6 separate regions of the Homo sapiens genome follow, and all the other regions are linked to region 1. A link is a contact called in ENCODE Hi-C or POLR2A ChIA-PET data. All regions are on one chromosome and are shown on one strand. The core of a region is the stretch at or near the end of the contact, and the rest is flanking DNA. Distances in the headings are between cores, read along the strand shown. Region 1 has its middle 120 kb from the start of LDLRAD3. Region 2 overlaps LDLRAD3 (low density lipoprotein receptor class A domain containing 3). Region 3 overlaps TRIM44 (tripartite motif containing 44). Region 4 overlaps LDLRAD3 (low density lipoprotein receptor class A domain containing 3). Region 5 overlaps LDLRAD3 (low density lipoprotein receptor class A domain containing 3). Region 6 has its middle 19 kb from the start of FJX1.

Region 1 (4,921 bases), core at 41-2,540:
CTAATGAGGAAGAGATCAAGGAACATTGTTGAACGATACCCTGGTTCTCAGTATAATCCCATCTCACGACTGTGACCTTCAAGTCATAGGGCCAGTAGAGTAGGTCAAATGAGTTAAAACCCTAACTTTTGGACTTTGATAACCTTCCTTAGAGCTCTCTACTGTGAGAAGAAAAGGTCATCTGCTAGGCCATGTTCAAGCAAAGAAAAGTGGGATTTTTCCCATCTCTCATGATTCCCCAATCCCAATCCTTTAGGGTTTACCTATTCATGTTAACCAAAAACACTGAGTTGGAAGTGGAGCCAAGCCCCTTACCACTTTACCACTCCCTAACCTCATTCCTGTTATGTCTGATTTCTACCAAACAGGAGCATTAACCGAGATCCCTTTCCCCAAAACAAAAGCTTTGCCCATTTGAGGCTCTTGTTTTGTTTGGGCCCTTCTTGCTATCCTTCTCTTGTTCTGTGCTTCGTTTTCTCTGGGCCCCATTCATTCCAGTTTCACGAGAGAAGAGGAGAAAGTACAGACCACAAGAAGGAAAAGCATTGTAATTCTGGTTGCTTTTTTACCCACAGTCGACGACTCCTATTGTAGCAGCCGCATCACGTGTATCATTGAGCGCTCCATCGTGCCCTTGACCCTTCCTAGTCCCGGCTCCTTGTCTTGGAGCAACAAAATGAAAAAGCTGAAGGCCAGGCGTGGTGGCTCACGCCTCTAATTCCAACACTTTGGGAGGCTGAGGTGGGTGAATCACTTGAGGCCAGGGGTTGGAGACCAGCCTGGCCAACATGGTGAAACCCCGTCTGTACTAAAAATACAAAAATTAGCTGGGCATGGTGGTTTATGCCTGTAATCCCAGCTACTCGGTAGGTGGAGGCATGAGAATCGCGTGAACCCGGGAGGCGGAGGTTGCAGTGAGCTGAGATCGCGCCACTGCCCCCTCCAGCCTTGGGGACAGAGTGAGACTCTGTCTCAAAAAAAAAAAAAAAAAAAGCTGAGGCGAACGCCTCTGCGCCCCCTAGAGGTTGGAGAGTGCAACCAACAATGAGTGTGAACACATGGAAAAGCTCAGTGCCAGCCTCCAAGCTGTTAGCAATGAAGAGGGAGCTTGTGGGGCAGGCTGATCCAAGTCCCAACCGCCCTGAAGGGAGATTATAATCCCCAGTTCCTCCTCAAGAACTTCTCCATTGTAAGGCAAATCCCACTTTTCTTCTTGCTCCCATATTGGCACCTAGATATCAAGGGAGGCAAAACCAAATCCTTGGCGTCTCAGCTCTGCTTTTGTAAACCAATTTCCCCACTAATAAGAATCGGAGATTGTGTTTCCCCGTGCAGTGCCAGACCAGGCCAGCAGGGGTCTAACATTAGTTGCTTTTAACCTACAATGACTGGCTCTCCACCGTAGTGGCTGAGTGAGTGAACTTGAAGTGAAGAGCTAATAGCCATGACTGGAGAAAACAGGTATAAATAGTGCATCCATTTTTGTAGTAAGACTAAAAACAGTCCAACCCACAGGATATCGATTTTCCTTATCCACAATGAAGTGCTTGGTTTAATACACTTTTCCTGTTTACTCTGAAAATGCATTCATAAAGAGAGCTATCTTAATCCAGGATCTTGGACCATCCAGATTTCTGTCTGAAACAGTTCACTAATTGCTGTTTGGTCTCTAAAGAGGATGCCATGAGGACTAAAGATTATATAATAAAAAAGACAATGTCTCAAAAAGCAAATGTCTCCAACTTATAGATGTCATAGTTTTAAAAACAAACAAAAAAACACATGAGTTTAGTATTTCTGGATCATTCTTAAGGTTGGTATTTGAAACTGTAAGCTCAAATCTTTACATTGTCCTTGAATATATTTTCACTGTGGCTATTAATTACAACAATGATTAAATACCTAAAAAACTATTGTACTTTCCAGTTTTCAGTCTTTTTACATACATTATCTCATGTGGTCCTTTAATACAAGAAAAAAATTAGTCTCATTTTATGGCCAATGAAATTGAGGCTCAGAGAGGTAAAGAATGTTGCCTGAGATCACACCACTAGTAGTAGCAGAGCTGGCAATTTTCCATGCCAAATGCAGCAATTAAAGTCCATGGGCATTACAGGACATTTACATATACAAACATTTATATAATGCAACCTTATTATGAATGGTATTTTTTCAGCAACTAACCTGATTTTACTTATTAATATCTATTTATATCTTGTTGCTATGATAGAATAATCATACTATAATTTCTTTAAATTAACGGAATGCATGCTTTTGATGAAGTGCACATTCCTTCACATAGCCCTCCCTGTTCTATGTTTGGCTCTTTGATGAGATAGCAGGAAGTGGCAAGAATCCAATCTACCCAGATTCAAAAATTCTCCTTATCTTAAACAGGCCACTCTGTCAGAGAAAATGAAACTGTTTTAATCACATAACAACCTGAAGTGCTAGGTACTATTATTTTTCTAGATGAAAGAAGAGGCACAGAGAGGCCAGCTTGCCCAAGTGCAACAACTATAAAGTGCGGGGGCTGATTTCTACCCAGCTAGACTGACCCCTACCAGGGTCACAATCACTGTGGCACCAGGTGCAAAGACCCTCCAGATAGCACAGAAGAGGTAACAGGACAGACTCTATAATTTCCCCCAAAAGAGTCTAACGTGGTTGTGAGAACTAAATAAAAAGGGCTCTGTTGTTATACCTTAGAGAATAGGGAGAAGCGTTACAGGTTTTTTAAAAAGTCAAATGCAATATGGATTTAAAATGACTTTATAGACATTATAATTTTGATACCAATCACTCTGAGCTGCTTGGATTGTCTCAGAATCTCCATTTTCTGCCTTCCCTTTTATTTAGAGGTTTAATGACCTTAGATAACATTAAGGAAAGGCACCTTGAGCTTGCCTGTCTGTAGCCACCGGCACTACAGACCTGGCGTGGCAATCTGCCCAATCCCCACAGGGTGAGTTCCCACGAACTGATAACCTACTATGTGCCGGCATTTTGCAAACTGCCTCTAGAACAGGCACTTCAGGCTGCCTAACGAGTGGGTGTCTACTCCCTCTTCTTGCAGGATTGGGTGCAGGGGTTCCCGCTCCCAGGGGCCTCCAGAAACAGGCTCAGTCTCCCAGCTCCAGGGGCCGACCTGATTGGTGTAAGGGAAGTCCCGCCCTCTTGGTCATGAGTGGTTCAGAAATGAGCATGTGACTTGCGGGGGCTTCTGGGAAGTTTCCTCATGCCCACAAAAGCCTGCCAGAAGGTACCACCTTTCTCCTTTACCCAGATGGTGCCTACATTTGTTCCTGTGATTTGAGGAGGAAGCTAACCTGGGGCTTCGGAGCAGAAGGTAAGGCAGCTTGAGAGAGACTCACTATGACTTGTGCCCAAAGCTCTAAGACCCTGCGGTCCTCACAGCACCCCCACAAGGGAAGCCTTGTTAAGGCCCTTTTGCAGATGAAGAAACTGAGGCCGAGGGAGGTACAGAGTAAATAACCAAACTGAAGTTCAATCAAACCCAGGGATATCTGCCTCCAAAACCTGGGCTCCCTTTCAGCTCACTGATCTGTCCACTTGTCCAGAGTGGGGAAAGTTAGAGCAGGACCTCTTTGATCTGGTGGAACCAGTGGACTCCTCCACCCGAGGCATACCTTCTGCTTCCCTCCACCTCACCTTTCTTAAGGCAATTCTCTCTGCTCACAATGCCCTTCACTGTCCCCTCCAACCCCTGACATCCTTTCCGGCCTCCACAACCCACCTCTGAGTTGCATTCCACTTCTGTCCACAAAATGCACTCGATCTGCAGCCTATACCAGGCTTTCAGCTGAACTTCCGACCTCATCATGTTGTGCCCTAGGTTTGGCAATTCCCAAGTTCGTGTCATTCCTGGGGGTTTTAATTTATCCACATTTAACTACTGTTATTGACCATTAGGTCTTCTTGGGACCTATTTCTGGCTTGTACATCTGCATATCTTAAGGAATCAGGTCTGACACCAGGAGCTACTTTTTCCCTGCCAGGAGCTACATTCTGTATTCCTTTGTTCCCCCTATTCTCTGTAAGGCAAACTAGGCTCTTCCCAGTCCCAAGTATATTGGTTTTACAAACTAGATCTTTTCTCAGGCCATTTTTTCTGTCTGGAATGTTCACCCATTCTTCATGTCCACCCAGAATTATGTTCATTTTTGTGTGTATCTTATCTCCTTTAATGACCTGGGGACTTCATGAGGGAAAGACCTTAGTCAATCTCATCCTGATATCCTCACAGCACCTAACACAGTGCCTGGCCCATAGGAGACATTCCGTAGATGTTTGTGGAATGACGAATGAGTGAATGAATGAGTTTTCCCCTAATATGAGAAGACTGCAGCTAGTAGACTCTCAGGACCAAGGATGTAACTCTTTCGTGGAACTGGATCTCCCAACGAGGTAGTATTTTACAGTTGGTGGGATCTCACACTATTTTAAACTATTTAAATGACTATCAGTCTCTCATATATTTTAAATAAGACTTTAATTTTGGTTCATGTCCATAGGCAGTGTTGCAAAGCTGAGCATTTTATAATCAGTAACACTGATAAACGTGTGGCAGCTCCATTCACCCCCACTGCACACACACAGTCTCAGACAAGGCTCAGGCAGCCTCCCCCATCCTGTATCTTCTGGCCTAATTATAGCCACAGACTAGGTTGCAGGTGGAGGGTTCTGGTAGATAATTGAAATCCACAGACACCTGCTTTGCACTTGACAGCTTTGACCTTCTCTTCTGATCAGGTTAATAAGTCAGAAATATAAGACACTGAAATTAGGCCCCCTCTCCTTGCCTTAACCCCAGACAGCCAATAGTGCAAAGTCAAGTACTATACACTTATACTCTCAAAAGACACAGGAAGATGGAACAAAGCTCCCACCCACCCACCTC
Region 2 (4,694 bases), core at 1,316-3,815, 250 kb after region 1:
AGAGCGAGAGCCTGCCCTTGCCCTTTGTCAAGGTCCTTAGTCAAAGGAGACCATGTAGCCCAGGAAAGTCAACTCAAGGAGCATCTCACAGAAGGAGGATGCTGCATTTTGCCATGATTCCTGCAACCCAGAGAAACCAATTCCAGCAAAGATCGATGCCCTGTACCCGGTGCAAATTTAGAATGATAAAAAGAAGAGTCATGGTTTCCTTGACCAGACAGGAGTGTCCCCTACTTTGCAGAATAATGAAATACACAGATGTTAAAATGAAAAGAGACAGAGATGGATGGAGAATAATAGAGCGCAGCAGCAGTTAAGGAGCAACTTAACAAAAATGCAGAGGAACCATGGGATGATCTCAGCCTTTGTGCTTCTAGGAGCGTCATTGCCAACTTGAGAGAATCAGCCCATCGCAGACAATCCTAGGCTGGAGGCTTTTCTCATAGCTGTCTGTGGCCAGAAGACAATACCAGTTCCTCAGGGAGGAGGCAGTCAACAGTCAAAAGGATACCAAAATGTAAAGCATGCATGTCCTTTGACCTAGCAGTTATACTTTCACGAGATAATATACAAGTGGGAAAAATAATATATGTATCTGGCTGTGCATTGTTTATTGAAAACACCCCAAATGTCCATCAGTAACGGGATTTATGGATACATAGACACAGTAAAGTTACCCTTAGCCATTAAAAATGATGATGTGTACCAGTAGTTATTGACAAGAAAAGATGTCACAACATATTATGTAGCAAAAACAGGTTTCAGGATAGCATATATTTTAAGGGTGCATTTAAGTAAAATTGCATGCTCGGATTTCTGCCTATTAATTCAGTCAGTAATTATTGAGTAGTCTGTGTGCCTGGCACTTCTCTGGGCATTGGAGATACACAGTGAACAAGACAGTGGCCCTTTGCTATTGGAAGTGTGGTACCTGGAGCCAGCAGCATCGCCTGGGAGCTTGTTAGGAATGCAGGATCCCAGGCTCCACCCCAGACCCACTGCATTTTAACAAGGTCCTGGGGCAATCCATTTGCACACACTAGTTTTTGAGACCATGCTGTAAGAGCATGTTTACCAAAATGTCCACAGAATACTTCCCCACGTGGTGGCAATTTGTTATAAATTTTACATCTGTCTTTGTATGTTCCTCCATGGTTTGACTTTTTCACAGTGAGCTATGTCTTGTGTTTATAAAAGCAAGGGTGGTGATATTGTGGAACAGCTCCTCATTCGTTGGGCTCTCTCAGCCACATACTGGCAGGATCCTGGGGCAGGAGTGGGAGGTGAGCAGGGGTTGAAGGTGAGTAGCTGTTGCTCATTTGGCCAACCACAGAGGTCTAGAAGAGAGATCCTGGAGACCCACAGCTACAGCAGGAGCTGTTTCCATAGCCTGAGAGATGCAGCAGGTCTGATTAGCTGACTTCATGGCTGTTCTGGTGGAACAGAGAGGCTTCCACATTGCAGCCTCTGTCCAGCTCTTTTGTATGATTGCTGCCTGGGAAGAGTCTGGGGAGGTGGCCAGAGACAGCAAGCCCATGCTGAAGTTTCCATCATCCTCCAGGACCTTGAGCAGCCCTGAGCCCTTCCCAGACAGATTGGGAGCTACAGGCATGATGTCTGGGGAAGAGCCTTCTATACAAGGCCTGGACAGTTCTGCTCCTGTGGGAGAAGGGCTTTTTCTTGGGAGTCTCTCCTGTACCTGTCCCAGATGAGGGGTTTGATCAGGTATGGCTCTAGGGTACCCTGCCTAAAGTGTAGTGTAGTTAAAAGAAGCTGGACTCTAGAGCAGAAGAACTGGACTATAGACCAGTCTGACCCTAAATAGCTATGTGACTTTGGGCAAGTCCAGTTGCCTCTTTGGGCCTCAGTTTTGTCATCTGTGGAACGTGAGAATTAGTTACTGAGTGCACCTATGTGGACTGCCTGTGTGCCCCAGCTGTTACACGAGTCTTTGTCCTTAGGATATCACAACCTGGAGACACTGGAATGCCTCCTGGCCCCCTCTAGTTCTCACGTGGACCCCAAATATGGGTCCCAGGACTGTCTCTGATTTATGACCTGGTTGTCACTGGCTTCTGGTGAAATGGGAAAAATAAGGACATCTAGTGAACATGTAGCTATAAAGTTTCTACCCTTTCAGGGTGGAGAGTTCTTTACTCTGAGACTTTGCCTTCCTGTATTTCGGATGCTAAGGCAGCTGTTTATTTAGGGTATTAGTAAGTAGAGCTCATTGCTGGTGTTTTTGTAAGTCTTTGTGTAAAATAAAAAGTTGGCAATTGTATTAGTCTTTCCTCCACTCTCATCTACTTTTTTTATTTTTTATTTTGCTGATCTGTGAATTCCAGGACTGTGGGAAGTAGGCTCTAAAAAGTGGGGACATGACTTAGATCAGGAAATAAACCCAACTCACAGGAGACCCTTGGTCCCCATCTTCCTGCTAATGAAAGCTGCCGCTTTGAAAAGTTTGTGGACCAGATCCTTGAGAAGTGGTGAATTCAAGTATTCAATGGAGTAGAGTCACCCTGTCTGCCTTTGTCAGGGCTGCTTTAAAGACAGGCAGGGTCAGTCTTTCACCTTCTGTCGGGCGCTGCTGAGTTCTACGAGGAAATCTCCCCTTTGTGGAAATAGGGGGTGAGAGAGGGACAGTCGGGGCCTTGCCCAGGACCCCCCTTCCCCACAGCCCTGTAGCAAGTCATGCAGGCAGGGAGCAGCTGACAGCTGTTGTCTGGGATAGGCTTCTCTCTGCCCCTGCCAGGCACTCGGCTGGTTGCCTGTGATCTGCTTTGCAGGCATGTGATGATGCAAATGTAAATCATAACAGGACAGGCTTCCCTGACATAAACAGCAACTGAGCATGCTGACCAGGCAGGAAGTCTCATTAGTAATTCCTGAAAAGGGTGCAAGGGCAGGGCCAAAGAGCTGGTTAATTGAATGATGGCTAATTCGTTTATAATTATTCATATTTTCACTCTTTTCTCTTTCTCCCATAAAACCTAGTCCTCTGGAGCTGGGCTGGTCCTTAGAGAAATCTAAGGAGGCGGCAGAGCAGCTGTGCCATGGGAAAGATTTGAACCTTGACTTTGTTTATTAGCAGTGTCAAGTTACTTCACTTCTGGACCTCAGTTTTCTTATCTGTAAAATGTTTTTTTTGTGTGTGTGAGAACTTAAAGAAAAAGATATCTGTGAAACAGAGCGCAATGCTTAGCTCATATTAAGCATTCAGAAAATGCTAGCCATGTTCTCCGGCCTCACTCTTTCCTTTTATAGGTTCATTTGGACATTATGCAAATATTTATGAGGCACATGGTGTAGGCACTGTATGGTGCAGCTCCTTTAAAAATGGTAAATGAAAGTATGCAAATGAGCGTACGTTCTTGGAGGCTGGAAGGCAGAGGCGTTAGCCAAACAGCTTAATACAAAACTGGGGAGACCAAGTAGTGATGTGTCCTGTGAAGGGAAAGAAAAGAAGGCTGAGGGTTAGAGCGACTAAGGGTGGGAGTGTAGGTTCTACTGCAGATAGTGCAATGATTCAAGAGACTGAGTAAGATGGAGGAGTGAGCCATGCTGAGCCCTGGGAAAAAGACATTCCAGGCAGTGGGAACAGAGAGTGCAAAGGCCCTGAGGTGGGAATATGCTGGCTGGGCTTGAGAAGGAACAAGGAAGCCTGTGTAGTTAAGATTTCCAAGATGGGAAGATCTTCATGGCCTTCATGAGAAAGCCTGGAATTGGAGAGCAGCATGATGACTCTAGGTTTTATTCTAACGTAATGGGAAGGCAGTGACGTTCTTACTAGAGGAGTGATGTGCTGAGGCTTGAGGAAACACTCTCAGCGTAGATGGCAAAGCCTATAAGCATTCTTCCCTCATCCCTCAAAAGGTGATCAGAACCAGACTGGCTGATCAAGGACCGTGTGTCAGAAGCTTGAACCTGTCTGGAAGGACACGATGGCTGGAGAGCTGGCAGAGGGGCAAACCTGACCCTGGAAAATGGAACTCCTCTGCTTTTCTGTTACTGTAGACTTTCCCAGCAGAAGCTAAAATGCCCATCTGTGCAGAAAAAGCATTAACGCAGCAGGCCTGACTGCTGCCCTTTGAAAAGTCTGCTTGGAACATTGGCCCTTGGCTGGCAGCTGGGAACCTAAATTTCAGTAGGTTTCCCATTACCCAACTGTTAATGGTGGCTCACTGTGCCTAAACTGGCTGTGCAGACAGTGTAGTTGATGCTGTTTTTCTGCTGGAAGTCTGGAAATTTGGTGTACCGAGAATGCCTGTGTGACCAGCCTCTCATAAAAACCGTGAGCACTGAGCCTCTAATGAGCTGCCCTGGTGGATGACATTTCACACATGTTGTCAACAACTTGTTGCTGGAGGAATTAAGCACATCCTGTGTGTCTACCCTGGAAGAATCCTTGTGAAAGCTTGAGCCTGGTTTCCTGTGACTTCATTTCATATGCCTTTCACTGTAAGAAATCTTAGCTTTGATTATATGCCAAGTCCTGGGAGTTAGCCTAGTGAATCATTGAATCTGTGTGGGCTTGGGGACCCCTGACACAGCATCTTATATGAAGGGACTGTAGTGTTGGTGTATCTCATTACTGATGATGTTGACCATGGTCCCTTGGCTGAGGTGGTATCTACCAAGTTTCTCCACTGTCAAGTTACTATTTTTCTCTTTGTAATTAATAACATATTGCG
Region 3 (4,892 bases), core at 845-3,344, 140 kb before region 1:
TTCACATTTCTATTTTTTTTAAGACAGGGTCTCGTTTGTTCATTTTTTTTTGGAGATTTCTGTTGGGTTTATTTGGCCTTTTCTTACTGATGTATAGAAATCCCTTATGTGTTTTTTCTGTATTCTTGATACCATGTATATGTTATAAATCTTTTTCATTTAGATCTTTCTGATCTTGGTTTTGTCACTGACCAGCTCTGTGATTTTGGGGACATTGTTTGACATCCACAATGCCATTTTTGTCCATTGTGAAGGAGAATACACTACCTTTTAGTTATTGTATTACTGTGAAATGCCAGTGAAAGAGTATAAGCGCTCTGAGCTTTGGGTTCATTTGATTTTCACCAGCCATTTTTTTCAGCTGTAAAGTGAGAATACACTGCTTTTCAGTGAGATGCCAATGAAAGAGCATATGAAAGTGCTTTGGAGACTAAAGAATACCTTCACATGTACAGCATTTTGTCCTTTGGTTTTATTATGACTCATCCCTAGGAGGTGGCTTCTGTGAAGCATCCTATGCTTCTACAGATTAATCAAATTCTGAGTGGTGGGTGTCACAATGTAGCACTTATCTCTTTTTATTCTACACCTTCTTAGGGGAGGAACAAGGTACATAAACAAGATATGCTCACATTGAACTCCTGTGTTCTTGGAATGCATTGGGTGGGATGGAGGTGGAGAAGTACAGATAGCAGGGGAATCCTACTACTTTGCTAGTCATGTTATGTGCCCCAAGGATTGACAATCATTTCTAAAAATGGAACCAAATGTCTACAAGGTTAGAATTAGGCTGTCTTTTCTTACTATCCTGGTTCACTTCTCAATTAGAACTCAGGTTTCAGAGGCAGCTGTTCTGTTCCACTATCTTTTCTGTTCACTGGTTCCCTAACTATGGAACAAATGAGGATATAATCTCCTGTCTGGCTATCTTTTGACTAATGGCTGTCCTCAGCAAACAAATAATTAACCAAAACATGGTACTATTCTATGGTTTGGGGATACTCAGACTCAGATACCACCACCCTTAGACCCAAACAACCCCATGCCCCTGACCTATGTCCCATACTTTTTTTTTTTTTTTTTTTTTTTTGAAATGCAGTCTCGCTCTGTCACCCAGGCTGGAGTGCAGTGGAGTGATCTTGGCTCACTGTAGCCTCTGCCTCCCAGGTTCAGGCGATTCTCCTGCCTCAGCCTCCCGAGTAGCTGGGCTATGTCCCATGCTTTTGAAGACCCCTCCTGTAGCCATGCCTGTCCCGTTCCGTACCACTCTTCAAGTACCTAGCTACCCAAGAATTACCTGGTAAAATGTCCTGAGCTTGCTTCCAGGGCCTGCAGAGCCTCTCCTTGAGTCCGTCTGCCTGAAGATGGACCAGTTTCTGATACATGTATCCCTAGGTCCCACATGTGTATCATGGGTGACCAAGAGGGGTATTCTCAGCTTGGACCTGCTAGCTTGAACACCTGTGCACAAGGCCCCTTGGGGTGCAGGAAGGGACTGGAATGTGGGGAAAGTGGTGGGAGTGGATTGGGGCCAGAGTCCTCCATTTGGACTCTTGCCCCAGCTCTGCAGCTGTCAGGGTCAGGTCTGCCCCGAGGAGCCTCTGCCTTCTGACCAACTGCTTATTTTATAGATTTTTAAAAAAGCCTTTGGGAAAGGTTTTCTTCACCACTGATTTAGAGACTGAGTATAGCAGGCTCATCATAGAGCCCAGTTAATCTTGGTGAATAATTCACAGAGAGTGGGGTGGGGAGGTGGAACAGGTGAGTTTCCTGAAGGGAGGCTCTCTTAAGTTGCCTCTCCTCTGTCTCTTCCCTGGTTAGGCGATGCTGCTGATGCTTTGTGAAAAGGAGGAAGGATTCTGCTGACACACTGAATTTTTATGAAAGAAGGCTAAGGGTTCCCTTATTCATCCACACGAGGCACATCTGCTTGCAGACAGGCTGTCTGCTTCTTAGGGATTCCTTCGTTGTCGTTTTATTCTTTTCTGAAGGTTTTAAGACACAGTTTGGTGCATTCCTTTCTGTTCTCTAGAGCCAGGGGGAAAGTCATAATATATCAGAGCTCTTGCCGAAGAGCTTAAAATGGGCGCTGGCAGCTGGGATGTGGGGGAAGAGAGCTTTCCAGGGACAAGTGACCTGCTTGTTCAGCCAATGAGAAGCAGGTTAGAGGAATGATATCACCAGACAGGCTTTATTGTCTGATCATCTCGTAAAAGCATGATTGTTTCTGGCAACTTAACCCTTTTTTAGGCACTTCAGGTCTCACCTGCTTCCTGGTATATGACCTCTAAGTTCCTTTTGTCAACTGTCTGCTATGAGACCACAGAGATTAAAGACTAAAATTAGTGGAGGATATAGGGGAGTTGTAAACCATCATTTTAAAAAATAGAACTTATTAAAATTTAGAACCTTTGCTAACATGGAAATGTGATTTAAGCTGTGTTTGGAGAACACATCTAAAGTAGATATTGGTTGTAGTCATGTTGTGTCTGATTTTTACTGTGTAGACTTGAGAGGCAAGAGAGGTCAGAGGGGGGAAAATTGACCCTTTAGTATATTTTAATTTATATAGTGGAATCTTATTAGGTATTTCCTATTTTGGAGGAATTGAAATTAGTTCTGTAAATTTGGAAGATATGTTATCACAGATCCAGAGGCCAATTTTGAGTAAGAGATATTTGCAGTATCTGTTTATTCTTGTACTTCTTTGTTGTCCCTACCCCATAGAAATGACAGTGAGTTTACCTCTTTTTGCTTCCTTTCCCTCATTGGTGAAATGAATGTTCCTACCTATCTGATAGAGTTGTTGAGATAAGAAAATAAATGAATTCCTGTGATTTTAGATTGTCCTATATATAATATAATGTATTATTATTATGGCATTCATGTCTTAAGGTTATATGTTCATTCATTGATTTGTTCAGACTTTTTACAACATCTAGATGCTGGGCATAAGAGATACAGGGATACAAAAAAATACAGTTCTTACCCTTAAGGAACTGAAAATATCACGAGGGAGACAGATAGTAATAAAACTGTTTCATACTTCCTTTTTTATTTACCATGTGCCAGGCTCTGTTCTGAGTACCTTGACATACATTAACTAATTTAATCTTACTGCAGTCCTATGAAATAGATAGTTATTGGCTCTATTTTACAGATAAAGAAATTGAGACAGAGAGAGGGTAAGTAACTTGCCTAAGGTCACACAGCTAGTGTGTGACTAATGGCACTAGGGCTCTAGTCTGTGCTCTAAATCTGTACTGACCAATATAGTAGTCACTAGTCACATGTGGCTTTGGAGCACTTGTAATGTGGCTGGTTTAAATTGATTGGGCTGTAATTGTGAAATACTAGATTTCAAAGACCTAGCATAAAAAAAAATCTCATGTTGAAATTGCATGTTGTAATGATATTTTGAATATACTGAGTTAAGTAAAATACATCAAAATCAATTTTACTTTTTAATTGTGGCAGTTATAAAATTATATACATACGCTTGCATTTGGGACTCACATTAGTCTTTTATTGTACTGTGCTATTCTAAATCATTATACTGTAATAATAGTAATAGCATATGAAATTTTTGAGCACTCACTGTGTGCCACATACTGTGCTAATATCTTTTAAAACACTTTCAGTTAGGCCCCAAAATAGCCCAGTTTATTATCACTATTTTATAGAAGGGGGAGAAGGTTTTGAGACATTTAGTAATTTGCCTGAAATTAATCAACTAGTTAATGGCAAATCCAAAATTGGAACTGTATATGTCTGACTCAAAAACCTGTGAGTTTTATGGGTTTTTTTGGTGTTGAACTCCTGGCCTCAAGCAATGCTCCTGCCTCAGCCTCCTGAGTAGCTGAAATTACAGGTGCAAGCTACCACACCCAGTTAAAAAACCTGTGTTCTTAATCAGCACACTACAGTTCCATTCATAATTAAATTTCAGACTATTTTCTTTGTTTTAATTTTTATAAGTATATTTAATATTGCATACTTCTATATCTGATGCATAAAGGTTCAAAATAAAAATTACCAGTCTGTAAAATAGACATCTTGTATGGAACTGTCTTTTGTAGAGCTTCAGTGAACACCAGCACAGTTGAGCCTGAGATGAAGCAGTGAGTCAGCCTATACAAATTGTATTTAATTTTCATTCCATATAGTTGTGCCAGTCACTGGGCAATTTATGTCCTGACACTCTTTGTCCATAGAGAAGGGAAAGAGGGGCAATGCACCTCTCCTTTGTTGTTTAGCTCTCTTGGCTGTTAAGAAAAAATTGCTTTCTATTTCATTGTCTTCCAAAATGCTGTTTGTGTTTGAGAGAGCAACAAAATGCTGTCTAGTGACCCCTCACTTTTCTTTCTTCTAGAGCAAAGACTCAGGTGGACTGAAGGCCGCTATGATCGAATTGGTGGAAAGGTTGAAGTTCAAGAGCTCAGACCCTAAAGTAAGTATTGTTTGGAATTGATTGGGTGTTGGTACCCCAAGCATTTCATTCTCCTTGAGCTAAAATTGTGAGGTGTTGATGATCATCTCTCTGAATATTGCATTAAGATTTAATTAAGCCTGCCCATCAGAAACAGTGTCCTGATATGCCTAGAGATAAGTCATCTATTTTTCTCCTTCTCTATTTTATGACTTACAACACATAATCATTCATTGTTTTCCCTGAACTGCAGACAGGTGCATTTTTAATCCTCCTTTACCAGGGGTCTTTGAATCTTTGGTCCTCTGTGTCCATTAGATGCAGCCAAAGGCGTCTGAGAGAAATACAGATCATCTTTTTTTTTTTGAGACAGAGTCTCGCTCTGTTGCCCAGGCTGGAGTGCAGTGGCGCAATCTTGGCTCACTACAGCCTCCGCCTGCCGGGTCCAAGCCATTCTCCTGCC
Region 4 (4,684 bases), core at 946-3,445, 160 kb after region 1:
GATTTCTCAGGTTAGCGGAGCTTTAGACGAGCGTTGAGACTGTCTGTCTCAGAGCCTCTGATCCATTTGTTTTAGGTTGTTGGAGTTTATTTGCCTCTTCTGAAGACATTGGGAGAAGCCAAGTTAAAATCGAGTTAGGTTAGTTCCTAGGTACCATACTTGAAAGAGAATTTATAAGATATACTGAGCCTTGTTGCTCCGTGTTGAGAGATGTGGTGGTTGATGTACCTGGGACAAGGTTGTTGAGCCAGTGGCATTCTCCTGGGGAGGGCTCTCCTGGTCTCCCGATTTCAGCCAGGCTCACAACTATTCTACTGGATATATCCTCTTCCCTTTAATTGGCCAATTGTTTATCAATGCGGAGCATCATCAAGAATGTTAGAGAAGGCCTGATGTCTCTTTGCTAGAAATATCTAAACCGGCTGTTTAAGTGTTCTTGTCTTTAAAATAACAATGTGATGGAAATTATTTAAAAATGAAGCCTTTTAATTGAGCCTTAATCTCCAGAGAAGTATTTTTATGAGATTTATAATGTGTTTAGTAGCTCTCTAATGAGTTCATCAGTTTGCATAATGCTGATTATCCAGGCAATTCAAAGTAATTTACAGCTATATCTTCATTACTATGTGGTAGATATTATCCCCATTTTATTGCTGGGGAAATTGAGGCTTCATATAGTGAAATAAATGACCCATGGACAGTCAAACCACAGAAAAGAATTACTGTGCTGGCATTTTCCCCTTCCTTGATACCATTGGCTTTATTGGGATGGGCGTTATACGGCTTATTGGCTCCTGTTAGGGAACCGATCCACTGGTAGATTAGTTAGTTGGTTTGAGTTACTCCTTTTGAAAATGAGGTTTCTGTTTCTGTTTATATATATAAAATGGAAATTCTAGTTCATTTAGCTCCCCTACTGTGAAGGTTAATGAGTGTATGTGAACTTTGTTAAAGTTTGGGAGAATGACACTATGAGAAATATTATTTTATTAATGAGAAACTTGGATTCTGCTCCTGGGCCTTGTGAAAGTATTTTCTGGTTTTCCAAATGCGAACAGGTGCTGATAAATCCTTTTCTACTCACTCCCTGCCCAACCCAGCTGAAGACTTCTTTTATAATATTCTCCCCGCTAGCCAGATGTTTTGAAATAGCAAAATTATTAAATAATAATTTGTATTGTTAAAACATGAATGAAATACAGATATAGCTATGAGAGTTTCTACTTAGAGGTCGTTCTTGTTGCCTTGCAGATGTGTTTTGATTTCAGCCAAGAACAAAGATATTTGATATGTCAATTGCCCAGTGTTTAGGAAAAAGGATAATTTTGGTTACTGCTTTTGAACTAGTGGTGGGAACCTTGGAAATCCCCCACAGTCTGGGGACCCCAGTTTAGAAGCTATTATTGGGGACCCTCGGGCCACTGCTGACCCCAGGGGAGGCAAGACTTCCTCGTTTGGATTTTGGTTTTCAGATTGGTTGGGGGAAATCTCACATACGGGAAGAAGAAGAAAAACAAATATAAGTAAGTTTCCCTTTGGGGCCATGGTCCACTTACAGCTGTGACTTGGACCTTTCACTTCTATTTCCTAAATGCTCACGTCATTAGGCCATACTTTTGGGAAACGTGAGGGCAGTGGGCAGCGGGCGGGGGTTGGGGGTGGGGGGGCTGAGTCAGAGGGAGGGAGGGTTTTGTGGTGACAACCAGAACTCTGCAGGCAGAGTAACTTGGGACTATAACTTTGCTGTCTGTTTCTCAGCTATGTGACCTTGGCCATGTCACTTAACCTTCCTGGTCTCAGTGTCTTCATTTGCAAAATGGAGGCAATAACGACCTCAGTGGGTGGCTGTGGGGATTAAGTGGGTTAAGGTTTGTGAAAAACAAACAAGAACAATGGGGGTGTCCTTGGCTGTTAGTATTAAGAACAGAAAAATAACTCATGAATATCTCAGATTCTGATAGCTGGTGCACACGCTGATGAAAAGATTTGTTTTCAGATCCTCAGATTTTTTTAGGAGTACACTTCTTTAATGTTCATTTAGATGGTCCTGATGCTGTGACCTTCTCTTTCTCTTTAGAAAAGGAAGTCGATTTCAGTAGGGCCTTCTCCTTGCCTGCAGTTTGCCAAAGTCGCATTGGCAGGATAGACTTGGAAATGCAAGGGTGCTTGGCATCTCCCATCAAGTTGGCATTTCCCTGGCTTTAGCTTTCGACAGGAACCAGCTGTAGCCCTGCTCAGCACAGGCTGAGAACACACTGTGGGGGTGAGCGTTTGGGTGCTTGAGGCATGCTTTTGTTGCATGTTAGAAAAGCTGTATTTTCTGCTTTTGGTTCTTCCACTGAAAACTAAAGGACGATTCCTTCTTACTTGGCCGTGTAGCCTGGGAGTCGGAGCTCTTTGGGCCTTCCATCACCAGTGTTGTTTCCTCGGCTGTTCTGGGTTGCAGCAGTTAGTCCTACGTTCAGGGCCAAGTTGTGTGCCTGCACTCAGGAACAGGCACTATATTATTAAATAGTTTTCTGGAGTGGGTGTAACAAAGTAGCAAGACCGAGTGGCTTAAACAACAGAAATTTATTGTCTCACAGTTCTGGAGGCCAGAAGTTCTACATCAAAGTGTCTGCAGGGTTTGTTCCATTTGCAGGTGGTGAGGGAGAATCTGTTCCGTGCCTTTCCCTAGCTCCCCGTGGCTTTCTGGCACTCTTTGTCGTTCCTTGGGCAGCATTCCCTTGGTCTCTGCCTTCGTCGTGACATTATGTTCTCTGTGTGTCTCCACATCACTCTCTCTCTGTACAGGTCTGTCTCTGTGTACAAATATCCCCTCTTTATGAGGACGCCAGTCATGTTGGATTAGGACCCACCTTAATGACCCCATTTTAACTCGATCACTTCTGTAAAGATCCTGTCTCCAAATATGGCCACATTCTGAGTTAACTGGAGGTTAGGACTCCGGCATACTGTTTTTGGGGGACACATTTCAACCCATAACTAATATGTGCTAATTTGCACAAAGTAGCCTACTCATGAAGCCATGGACTTACTGTGCATGCCCAGAAGGTGTGCCTTTTAAAAATCCACTCAAGGGCATGTCTGGGTAGCTGCCACTTGCCCCACAGTCTGTCATCCCCCTTCCTCTCTTCCCATGCATGTTGTTGTGCAGCTTGAAGACAGCTCAGCTCTCTCTAAGGTGGCCTTTTCTTCTGAATTCATTATACCCATGTGCATTCCATTCCTTTCCCAAGGCCACTGCTTGTGACATTTCTTGTGTCTGTGTTTAGGCCTGTTTGCTGCTTTTTTTTTTTTTTTTTTTTTTTGAGACGGAGTCTTGCTCTGTCGTCCAAGCTGCAGTGCGGTGTCGCAATCTCAACTCATTACAACCTCTGCTTCCCAGATTCAAGTGATTCTCCTGCCTCAGCCTCCCGAGTTGCTGGGACTACAGGTGTGCACCACCATGCCTGGCTAATTTTTGTATTTTCAGTAGAGGCAGGGTTTTACCATGTTGGCCAGGCTGGTCTTGAACTCCTGACCTCAAGTGATCTACCCGCCTTGGCCTCCCAAGGTGTTGGGATTACAGGCGTGAGCCACCGCTCCTGGCCAGTTGCTGCTTTTGAACTAATCCTGGGAACTTGCTTGATTATTAAATATATTTGAGCCTTATTTCCTTACCTCCGTCATACACACATTGAAGATAAGGATCATATATCAACCCTATATTGGGTGTATAGATTAAATAAAAGATACCATCAAAATTAATTTTACCTGTTCCTTTTTACCTGTTTGTAATGTGGCTACTAGAAACATTTTAATTACATATGTGGCTTGCATTATATTTCTGGTCACTGCTCTCTCCCCGTATCCATATAACAAACCGCATGGACCTGTTTGGGCTATGAGGCTAGATTGAAGGTTTGGAAGGAGGTTGGCATGCAGTGCTCTCACTGGCTGGCTTACCGTTCAGATGGCAACACCTAGACCCCTGTAGGGGGGTGTGTGGCGGTCAAGGTATGTGCACTCAGAACTTGTGAATCTGACCTTATTTGGAAAAAGGGTAATTAAGTTAAGGATTTTTATTTATTTATTTATTTGTTTTTTAGACAGAGTCTTGCTCTGTCACCCAGGCTGGAGTGTAGTGGTGCGATCTCAGCTCACTGCAACCTCTGCCTCCTAGGTTCAAGTGATTCTCCTGCCTCGGCCTCCTGAGTAGCTGGGATTACAGGTGCACGCCAGGCTAATTCTTTTGTATTTTTAGTAGACACGGGGTTTCACCACGTTGGCCAGGCTGGCCTCGAACTCCTGACCTCAAGTGATCCGCCTGCCTCGGCCTCCCAAAGTGCTGGGATTACAGGCGTGAGCCACTGTGCCTGGCCAAGTTAAGATCTTGAGAAGAGGTCATGCTGGATTATCTAAAGCCAATGACAAATGTCCTTATAAGAAGAAAAAGTTTGCTAATGATGAAGGATTTTTTCTGCTTGTTGAGAAATCTGATGTCTTCTTGGTGCTCATTAAGTACTTGTTGAAATAGATTGCTCCATTTTTGGGAAAACAGCATGACATACTGATTTACCTAGAGATTTTGGGTTCCCAGCAAACATTTTAGAAAGGGCCCTCACACTACTAATTGCAAAATAAACATCTTCAGCCTCATGTGCAGCTGACTTATTTGGCCAGTGTTTATGTTTATGGGGAA
Region 5 (4,516 bases), core at 1,264-3,763, 190 kb after region 1:
TAGGTTTTAAGCCCTGCATACATTAGGTATTTGTCCTGATGCTCTCCCTCCCCTTGCCCCCCACCCCCCTACAGGCCCCTGTGTGTGATATTCCCTTCCCTGTGTCCATGTGTTCTCATTGTTCAACTCCCACTTATGAGTGAGAACATGTGGTGTTTGGTTTTCTGTTCCTGTGTTAGTTTGCCGAGAGTGATGGCTTCCAGCTTGATCCATGTCCCTGCAAAGGACATGAACTCATTCTTTTTTATGGCTGCATAGTATTCCATGGTATATATGTGCCATATTTTCTTTAGGAGTGATGTCTATTTCTTTGGATGGTGTTTTACAAAGTCTGTTTCCTTTTCTTCTCAGGAGTTTGCAAACCCCCAGGGGAGTGTGCCTGAGTTTTTTTCCTTCTCTCTAGCTGGGGTGATTGACAGTGGCTGTTACAGATGCCTTGAAATCTTTCTGCCTCCCATCCACCAGTTTTGCTGCTGCCCCATAGATAAGTGTTGTCCGCTAGGATCAGGAAGACATTGGTGGAGAGCTAAGGTAAGGCAGGCTTTGCAGGCACACCCCCTTTTTTTTCCTCAAAAAGATACTTTGTAAAAAAGTCTTCAGTTGGTTCTTTCTTTTGAAACCTTTCCTCCTGTGGTTTTTGGTTGTGTGTCCTGTTGCTGAACTGTGGGCCTGTGATTCTTGGGCCTGGCAAGTGTGTGCTGAGGTGTTCCTTCCACGCCTCCCTGTTCTTGGAGGCTGAGCTTTGAGCAGACCTTTGCGTGTTTACACAAGTTTGGGATTTTTACTGGGGTTGGAGAGGTGTCTGGAGATGGAGTTGCTCTGGGCAGAAGTTTGAACAGAAGCTGTTTTGTGGGAACACAAGAAGCTGATCTGAGAAAGAGAGACAGACAGATAGACAGAGAGAGGGGTGCATGACCGGCATGGAGCTGTGTACTAAATACAAAGGAATGGTATTACCAGCCTAGGCTTTAATGAAAATGCTGTGTAACACCATTATGGGAAATGATAACTTCTGTTGTGCCCAAGGAATGGAAGCGGCTGGAAGGGTGCAGTATGGGATGTGCATGGTACCTGCAGTGATGGTAACGCCTGGAGTGCTCTTAAAGTCACAACTCCCCTTGGCTGGGTGGCCCATCACACCTGCTCCCTCCTTTCCCGCCTGCCATGGGGAGGTGGCAGAAACTTTGCTGGCGAGGTGAAATCAGCCTTCCTCTCCCAGGGTTCAGACTCCTTCCTGAACATCTATCTGGGCAGTGGTGATGACAGGGCAGTGCCTTTTTGAAAGAATTATTACGGCAGAAAAGAGGAAGAAAGCCAGGTTCAGACATCTCCCTTGGCTGCAGGCAGAAATCAGCATTCAGTTGTCTAATCTGTAGACTCATCAAACATAAATTATTCTGGATGGCTTTTCTCTCTGTATAGCTTGCTATAAACTTTATGATTTATTTTTATTTTATTTTTTGCCAAAGACAAATAAAAAATGTTTAAACAAAAGAAGGGGGGAGCCCCCAGACGAACCATGTGGAAAAGTTCAGTGAAGAACCCCCTAGGATTCCTGATAACCAAGAATAATCCCAGAAGAGTTTGGAAAGTGAGTTGGATTGTAACTGGAGCTGGAATTGGCTTCCAGGGCAGTCCCCTACTCCCTGTTCAGATTCATTTTGGAACTGAAGCGACAGCAGCCATGTAGACTTTTCTGCATGCATCCCAGAGTCTGGCTGTTAAGCCGAGCTTCAGTAGATGCCACCGCAGAGCCTTGCGCCAGGTCTGAGAAGTTTGCATGCTTGGGGTTTATCAGGGTGTGGCTCGTGCCATTTTGGGCATTGCAGAAAAGGAGTGGGGCTGTTTTGAGTATTCAGAGAAAATGAGTGAATCAATTAAAAATAAATCCGGGACATGCCATTCCCCCCCCCCGCCCCCTGCCCCCATTGCCTGTCCCCGTCCCCACCCCTTGTCATTGCATTGTGAACTCTTGGACTTGATAGTGAGGTTGCTGGTTGCTCAGGCTGTAGAAGGAAGAAAGGAGAGGAATGGTGTCTATAAGCCAGCTGTGCTGTTCAAAAACATGTTTTTTACTTTTTATTTAAGTAAACTTTTTATAGAAACTTAACGCACATACCGAAGAGCGCGCAGATGTTAACTGGGGAGCTCTATGAATTTCCATGAAGTAAACACACCTGGGGAACCAGGGCTTAGCTCAAGAAGTACAGCATTGCCAACCCCAGAGCCCCGGTGGTGCCCCCACTCCATCCTCCCCCTGCCCCCCGCCACTGTTCTGACTTCCAACATCACAGATTCCTTTCTTCTGTTTTTGAACTGGCAAGAATGTCTGGCTCCTTTTACTCCACGTTAAAAAGATCTAGTTTCCACCTCATCTTCCAGGAGGTGGGTTGTAGGATAACCCTCCACCCACTTGGGTTGCAAGGACAACTCCAAAACCTTGGCGACCCGACCTCCCACAAGCCTTGGGCTCCAGACTCCAGCACTCTTGTTCCAGGCGCCCTTGAATGAGCTCGTCTGTTTTCCAGCAGAAATCGTGGCCTGATGCCACCTGGAAGACCCAGTAGCATGGAAATAGGAGTCCAGAGCAGGCTGTAAGTGTGAGCTCACAGGGAGGGCAAGTGAGATTTGGAGAGACCTGCCACATTCCCCGCAGAGGACGAATGACGTTTACATCCCTTAATCAGAGTCAGAGGCATCCCACCCAGGCAACTGAGGTGTGGGCCTCTTGTGGGGAGTGGGGCTGGCCAGAAGGGAGGGGAGAAGTGTGGCTGTGGAAGGTGGCTCATAAGAGCTTTTATAGAATACACTTGTGTTCTAAAAGGGAATAAAAGGAAACATAGCCCTTGGGTCATTTTCTATGCTAACTCATTAATAAGCAGTCACCCACAGGTTTCTCCAAGTGATTCCTTGTTCAGTTTTTCTTTTTAGTTTGAGCCAACATTTGGGACTATTAGTTTCTGACTGTATCAAGTACTCTTATCCCAAACTTACTTCTCTTGTGCTTTAAGGAATGCTTCATGAAAATATTTTGTAATTTGGTGAGTAAGATGACTGTTTCCTTTTGGGTTTTGTTTCTTAATGTTAAAGGAACAAATCTTTCTCTGTGTGTATGTATTTTTACAATGAGCAGCGCTATGCCACCTCTCCCCTAAATCATCTTGGCCGCTTTCGTAAGTTCTCCAGGCATATTTACTATGGTGACACTTTAAGCAATTGGTTCTGAAGAAAAGATGCCAATAGAAAATATACCCACATTCTAAAAGGACCTCTCAGTTCCTTCCCTGCAGAGTGTGTGTTCTAAGATTGTGCAGATATAAATGTAAATACCAGTACACTATACATCTACATCTCTAGCGATGAACAAACATGGGATTCTGCTATACATATTGTTTTCCAACTTGCTCTTTCCCTTCTGACTCTATTGTGGCTATTCTTCCGTGTCAGTACGTTCTAACTCCTGAATTCTTTTTAAAGGCTGATGTGGTACTATGGCTATATTGCATCATAGGAGGGGACCTCAGAAAGTTTGTGGAAAGACATAATTAAAAGATAAAAATATAAACTTTACTCCTCAACATAAGCTTCATCAAGTTCAAGGCACTTTGGTAAGCGATGATACCAACCATTTAGTCCATCCCTAAAGAACTGAGGGTTCTGGGAATTTAACCATGTCAATGTGTTTTTTACATTATTAACTGAAGAAAAACATTTGCCTTTGAAAGATTTTTAGGATTAGGGAACAAAATCAGAAGCCAAGACTGTAAGGAGGCTGCCTCATGGCTTCCCATTGAAATTCTCAAAAAATTGCCCTGTTGGATGAGTTGAATTGAGCAGGAGCATTACTAGGATAGAGGAAGACTCTCTGGTGAAGCTTTCTGGGGCATTTTTCTGCCAAAGCTTTGGCTAACTTTCTCAAAACCTCTCATAATAAGCAGACATTATTGTTCTTTGGCCTTCCAGAAAGCTAACAAGCAAAATAGCTCTCAAGTATCCCAAAAAACTGTTGCCATGACCTTTACTCTTGACTGGTCAACTTTCGCTGTGACTGGACTACTTTCACCTCTTGGTAGCCATTGCTTTGATTGTGCTTTTTCTTCATGATTGTACTGATTAAGCCATATTTTATCATCTTTTTTTTTTTTTTTTTGAGTCTCGCTCTGTTCTCCAGGCTGGAGTGCATTGGCGTGATCTTGGCTCACTGCAACCTCCACCTCCCAGATTCAAGCAATTCGAGTGCCTCAGCCTCCCGAGTAGCTGGGATTACAGTCGTGCACCCCCATGCCCCATGACTGTATTTTTAGTAGAGACGGGGTTTCACCATGTTGGCCAGGCTGGTCTCCAACTCCCGACCTCAAGTGATCCACCCGCTTGGCCTCCCACAGTGCTGGAATTATAGGCATGAGCCACTACATCTGGCCCATGTTTCATTTAATACAGTTCTTCAAAGATATGCTTCAGGATCTTGGTCCCGCTTGTTTAAAATTTCCATTGAAAGCTCTGTTCTACTGTGTAG
Region 6 (4,776 bases), core at 565-3,064, 220 kb before region 1:
TTTAGACATTGGCTTAGGCAAAGATTTCATGACCAGGAACCCAAAAGCAAATGCAACAAAAACAAAAATAAATAGGTGGGGCTTAATTAAAGAGCTTTTGCACAGTAAAAGAAACAGTCAGCAGAGTAAACAGACAACCCACAGAGTGGGAGAAAATCTTCACAATCTATACATCTGACAAAAGACTCTACAGGAATTTTACGAGGAATCTACGAGGAACTCAAACAAATCAGCAAGAAAAAACAAACAAACAATCCCATCAAAAAGTGGGCTAAGGACATGAATGGACAATTCTCAAAAGAAGATATGCAAATGGCCAACAAACATATGAAAAAATGCTCAGCATCACTAATGATCAGGGAAATGCAAATCAAAATCACAACGAAATACCACCTTACTCCTGCAAGAAGGACCATAATCAAAAAATTAAACAACAATAGATGTTGGCGTGGATGCTGCGAAAAGGTAACACTTCTTTTTTTTTTATTTCTTTTTTTTAAACAGAGTTTTGCTCTTGTTGCCCAGGCTGGAGGGCAATGGTGCAGTGTTGGCTCACTGCAACCTCCGCCTCCTGGGTTTAAGCAATTCTCCTGTCTCAGCCTCCCAAGTAGCTGGGACTACAGGCACCCACCACCACACGGGGTTAATTTTTGTATTTTTAGTAGAGATGGGGTTTCAGCAACACTGCTGATGGGAATGTAAACTAGTACAACCACTGTGGAAAACAATGTGGAGATTCCTTAAAGAACTAAAAATAGAACTACTCTTTGATCCAGCAATCCCATGACTGGGTATCTACCCAAAGGAAAAGAAGTCATTATACAAAAAAGATACTTGCACATGCATGTTTATAGCAGCACAATTCACAATTGCAAAAATGTGGAACCAGCCCAAATGCCCATCAACAACTGGATAAAGAAAATGTGAGATATATGTGTGTGTGTGTTTGTGTGTGCGCGTGTGTGTGTGTGTGTAGGAATACTACTCAGCCTCAAAACCTATAATTGAGGATAATAATAAATACCTATTCATAGCCTCCTGTAGCAGATTGTTACATTGATTGTCCACAGTGAATCCCATCTTCCTGTATCCATACCCTTGCTAGCTCCCTTCCACTGATGCTGGGCTTGGCCATGAGCTCTGCTTTGCCAGTGGAACATCACCAAATGAGACATCAACAGAGGTGGATAAGTGCCTGTATATTGGGGCTTGCCCTCTTAATATACTGCCACTACCATGAAAGAAACCTAAGATATCTTGGTGTAGAAGCTACCACCTAGATACTCCAGCTAGCAGCCCCACCTACTCACTTACTGCAGAGCCCAAGGCCCTCCATCATCTTGCCCCGCCTGCTTCTCCAACCCCTTCCTCCTCCCCTCCCCATCTCTTTCCTCCTCTCTTTCTATTCACACTAACCTTCCTTCTGACCCTCAAACCTGGCAGATTTGTTCCCATCTCAGGGCTTTTGCCCTTGATGATCTTTCTGCTTGGAAAACTTCCCCCAAAAATTCATACATAGCTGTCCTTTTTCTCTCATTGAGGGCTCTGTTTATTGTCACCCCCTGCTACCGCCTTCTCTGACCTGCCTAGCTAAAACAGCCCCTCCCATATGCAGTCACTCTACATCACAGTACCTATTTTATCTTCTTGATGGCTCTTAGACACACCTTAAGTTATTTGTGTCTGCTTGGGATGTCTACTCCTACTGAAAGGGGACCCCTTGGGCACAGGGACTCTTCTTTGCTTACTGCTGTTTCCCAGCCTGGCACACTGCCTGGCTCTTAATAGGTACTCACAAAATATAGATTGACTAACAGACAAGTAGATAGCAGAGCTGGCACTCAAACCTGGGCAACCAACTGTTCCCCAGTTGCTGAGGGGTTTTCCAGGATATGTGACATTCAGTGCTAACACTGGGAAAGTCCCTGGCAAACCAGAAAAGTTGGTCATGCTAACTCAAACCCAGTTCTTCTAACTCTGGCCAGTGTTTCTTCCTCTGCCCCACCCCTGGGATTCTAGGACATCTCATGTAAAGTCAGAGACCTCATGCTTTACAACAGTGCCTGACACAAAGCAGGCAAATGACAAATATGTGTTGGATAAATGAATGGATGAAACGAATGAGTGAATGACCTGGCTCCCGTAAGTAGAAGCCAAACAGAATCTCCCTGTGTCAGCTTGTTTGAACCATGTGGCCTGGGTACTCTGCAGCATCATTCTGTGGGTATAACTAGTCATCTCAATATCCTAAGTTGTGAGCTATAATAAAGTCTTCAGGCAGTCCCCAGTTCATGTCTTTTGTTTACTCCACCCTCTGGCTGCTGGTTCTCAGCTATAGCTGCATTGAAGGGGCTTGGACACAAACAAAGAATCCAGAAAACTGATTCAGATACATTGGAATATTTTTTTCTCCTTGGAAATTTTTTTGCTTCTCGTTAGAATTTGTTGATAAACCCTGCAGTCCTGCACATGGGGATGGAAAACGGAGTGGATGCACAAAGGTAAGTTATGATGGCCTGATGGCCCCTTCTTAGCTGCAGCATGGAGCCACGAGAGTGGAAGAAGGCAAGTGAACATGCCCATGCTACAGTGGAACAAGTCTGGAACTTAACTGGGGAGGGGCAGAGAACAAAACAGACTGCTCTGGTAATCAGGTTCTGAGCCGAAAGGCAAGGAACAGTCTCCCCTCTGCAGTACACAAAAATACATGTTCAAGGCCTCAGAGTTTCTGCAGCTGCAGAGAGGATGGCTTTGGAACCCAAATGACCTGAGTCAAACTCTCAGCTCTGCAATTAACATATCAGTCACCCCTCTCTATCTGTGGGTTCTGTATCCATGGATTCAAAACTAAATGCAGATCTGAAATATTGGAGGAAAGATAAAAAATAATAAGACAGCAATTAAAAATATAAATTTTAAAATACAGTATAACAACTATTTTCATAGCATTTGCATTGCACTAGACATAAGCAACCTAGAGATTATTTAAAGAATACAGGAGGATGTGTGTAGGTTAGACACAAATACTACACCATTTTATGTAAGAGAGTTGAGCATCTGTGGATTTTGGTATCCACAGGGATTCCTGGAATCAATCCCCTGTGAACACCAAGGGACTGACTATACATATGTGACCTTCAGCAGATTATTTAACCCCTCCAAGTCTCAGTTTCTTCATCTGTAAATTGAGATTGTTGTGAGAACTGGAGATAATGGATGTAAAGCAATTGTCACGTAAGAGGCACTGATAAACAGTGGCTGTCTTTCTCATCATTACGTTAAAAGTTTATAACCAAGGGAGAGTTACTTGAGCCAAGGATAGTAGGTGGCTCTGTCCCTGGATAATGAACAATTATCAATGCAGTTATGCTTTAGGGGCTGGCTTTGGCATCCTCACGGTGAGGTGAGAGTCATGAGGCTGGTGGTTTAGGATGCTCGCAACATCGCCTGAGTAAACCCTTCCCCACCCTCCAGCACTAATTCCTGACTTTCATTTCAATTTAATAGATTTGGGTTTAACAAGATAATTATTATACTTGAAATAAATACTGACTGGCCAGAAATGCAATGCTTACTGCAAATTAGGAACAAAGAGGCCTCCTCAGTTACATCTCTGGTATATCTTAAACACAGCTTTTGAATAATTAATTTGCCATTTCGATAACACATAATAACCAGCCTATTAAGCCAAGAATCTTGCATTTATTAAATGCTAACTTAATGGCAAACAAACAAAACCTGAGTCAATAGTTGCTTTGCCAAATTTAAAAGCTCTCCTCCCTGAGGATTTGTGTGGGAGGCAGACCACATGGTTGGGGCGTGTGGATCTTAGGAGCAGGCAGTAGGAAACTGAAGGTGCATGCAGGAGGATATTCAAAACTCAGACTCTGCTCAGGTGGGAGGATATTACTAGGATCGTCTGGGGTAAGTGCCAAAGGAACCACCTGGATTTTCCACCAACGCTGTACCAAAGCCATAACATGTGTTTTTTGTTTGGGTTTTCTGAATGTTCTTAATGCCTGAAGATGGGGTCGGGTGCAGTGGCTCGCACCTGTAGTCCCAGGACTTTGGGAGGCCGAAGCAGGTAGATCACTTGAGCCCAAGGGTTTGAGACCAGCCTGGGCAACATGGCAAAACACCGTCTCTGCAAAAAAAATTAAAAATTAGCCAGGCGTAATGGCATGCACCTGCAGTCCCAGCTACCTGGGAGGCTGAGGCAGGATAATTGCTCTATCCCAGGAGGTTGAGGCTGCAGTGAGCCATGATGGTGCCACTGCACTCCAGCCTGGATGACAGAGCAAGACCCTGTCTCAGAAAAAAAAATGTTGAAAATGGTAGGGATCCCAATATTAGGATCTTTCAATCAAGAATAATTTAGAACTAAAGAATACAGCCCTTGTTGTAGTTAACTACACAGTACAGATGCGAACAATATGGGTTTCAATGAGGAAACAATTAGGATGTTATTGATTGCATATGAAAGCAACTCCAATTCCAAACAGTTTATACATTAAGAAAATTAGTTCTCACCCACAGGAAATTCAGAAATATATAGGCTTCTCCGTTGGGATTAAACCAAGCTGCATATAAAAGAAAACATTAAGTAACAGTAGCTTATGTAAGTTAGAAATTGCTAGCTTACATAGAGAAAGTGCTGTATTTCTCTCACATAAAAGAAGCCCAGAGAAAAACATTCAATAGCTGGTATGGCAGGACCCACACTCTCAGCACTACCATCTTCAGTATACGACTTGTATTCTCAAGTTAGCTTCATGG

Evidence for each region. A loop is a pair of places that touch in the nucleus more often than their neighbours do. ChIA-PET counts read pairs that join two places held with the same protein, here RNA polymerase II (POLR2A). Pooled maps may share reads with other maps.
Region 2: a loop to region 1 is called in a map of endothelial cell of umbilical vein, with 7 times the contacts of the local background. The contact joins two enhancer-like sites. A Hi-C loop is called at or near these places in 6 of 168 maps with a recorded cell type or tissue (GM12878, endothelial cell of umbilical vein, esophagus squamous epithelium and 3 more), 1 of 37 single-sample maps with no recorded cell type and 8 of 50 pooled maps. POLR2A ChIA-PET finds 5 or more read pairs at or near these places in 9 of 52 experiments (AG04449, BJ, H1 and 4 more).
Region 3: a pooled map shows a loop between it and region 1 (2.7-fold over the local background). The contact joins two enhancer-like sites. A Hi-C loop is called at or near these places in 1 of 37 single-sample maps with no recorded cell type and 2 of 50 pooled maps. POLR2A ChIA-PET finds 5 or more read pairs at or near these places in 3 of 52 experiments (HEK293T, activated CD4-positive, alpha-beta T cell and activated naive CD4-positive, alpha-beta T cell).
Region 4: a loop to region 1 is called in a pooled map, with 2.8 times the contacts of the local background. The contact joins two enhancer-like sites. A Hi-C loop is called at or near these places in 2 of 50 pooled maps. POLR2A ChIA-PET finds 5 or more read pairs at or near these places in 4 of 52 experiments (H1, IMR-90, Panc1 and 1 more).
Region 5: a loop to region 1 is called in a map of gastrocnemius medialis, with 2.3 times the contacts of the local background. The contact joins two enhancer-like sites. A Hi-C loop is called at or near these places in 7 of 168 maps with a recorded cell type or tissue (A673, MCF 10A, dorsolateral prefrontal cortex and 3 more) and 8 of 50 pooled maps. POLR2A ChIA-PET finds 5 or more read pairs at or near these places in 3 of 52 experiments (MCF 10A, WTC11 and endothelial cell of umbilical vein).
Region 6: a map of left lung shows a loop between it and region 1 (2.8-fold over the local background). The contact joins two enhancer-like sites. A Hi-C loop is called at or near these places in 2 of 168 maps with a recorded cell type or tissue (heart right ventricle and left lung) and 1 of 50 pooled maps. POLR2A ChIA-PET finds 5 or more read pairs at or near these places in 3 of 52 experiments (A673, HEK293 and WTC11).

The regions. Positions count from the first base shown.
Region 1 is chr11:35,820,946-35,825,866 of GRCh38, forward strand. No RefSeq gene overlaps it. Among named protein-coding and RNA genes, the nearest start is that of LDLRAD3, 120 kb to the right of the region's middle. Within about 2 kb of position 1,291, at least 24 of the 41 ENCODE cell types and tissues checked have a DNase peak (open chromatin) inside an H3K27ac peak, as active enhancers do; they include dorsolateral prefrontal cortex and endothelial cell of umbilical vein, where a contact is called at or near this core.
Region 2 is chr11:36,070,852-36,075,545 of GRCh38, forward strand. The region is part of intron 2 of LDLRAD3 (low density lipoprotein receptor class A domain containing 3); the gene reads left to right. The region is part of intron 1 of LOC101928510 (a long non-coding RNA gene); the gene reads right to left. Among named protein-coding and RNA genes, the nearest start is that of MIR3973, 63 kb to the left of the region's middle. Within about 2 kb of position 2,566, at least 9 of the 41 ENCODE cell types and tissues checked have a DNase peak (open chromatin) inside an H3K27ac peak, as active enhancers do; they include endothelial cell of umbilical vein, where a contact is called at or near this core.
Region 3 is chr11:35,680,887-35,685,778 of GRCh38, forward strand. It overlaps TRIM44 (tripartite motif containing 44), which reads left to right. Exons shown (of 5, transcript NM_017583.6): 2 at 4,373-4,450. Among named protein-coding and RNA genes, the nearest start is that of TRIM44, 21 kb to the left of the region's middle. Within about 2 kb of position 2,095, at least 4 of the 41 ENCODE cell types and tissues checked have a DNase peak (open chromatin) inside an H3K27ac peak, as active enhancers do.
Region 4 is chr11:35,979,561-35,984,244 of GRCh38, forward strand. The region is part of intron 1 of LDLRAD3 (low density lipoprotein receptor class A domain containing 3); the gene reads left to right. Among named protein-coding and RNA genes, the nearest start is that of MIR3973, 28 kb to the right of the region's middle. Within about 2 kb of position 2,196, at least 3 of the 41 ENCODE cell types and tissues checked have a DNase peak (open chromatin) inside an H3K27ac peak, as active enhancers do.
Region 5 is chr11:36,013,403-36,017,918 of GRCh38, forward strand. All of the region lies in intron 1 of LDLRAD3 (low density lipoprotein receptor class A domain containing 3), which reads left to right. Among named protein-coding and RNA genes, the nearest start is that of MIR3973, 5.6 kb to the left of the region's middle. RefSeq lists an enhancer at 4,367-4,516. Within about 2 kb of position 2,514, at least 5 of the 41 ENCODE cell types and tissues checked have a DNase peak (open chromatin) inside an H3K27ac peak, as active enhancers do; they include dorsolateral prefrontal cortex, where a contact is called at or near this core.
Region 6 is chr11:35,596,842-35,601,617 of GRCh38, forward strand. No RefSeq gene overlaps it. Among named protein-coding and RNA genes, the nearest start is that of FJX1, 19 kb to the right of the region's middle. RefSeq lists an enhancer at 1,815-2,044. Within about 2 kb of position 1,815, at least 2 of the 41 ENCODE cell types and tissues checked have a DNase peak (open chromatin) inside an H3K27ac peak, as active enhancers do.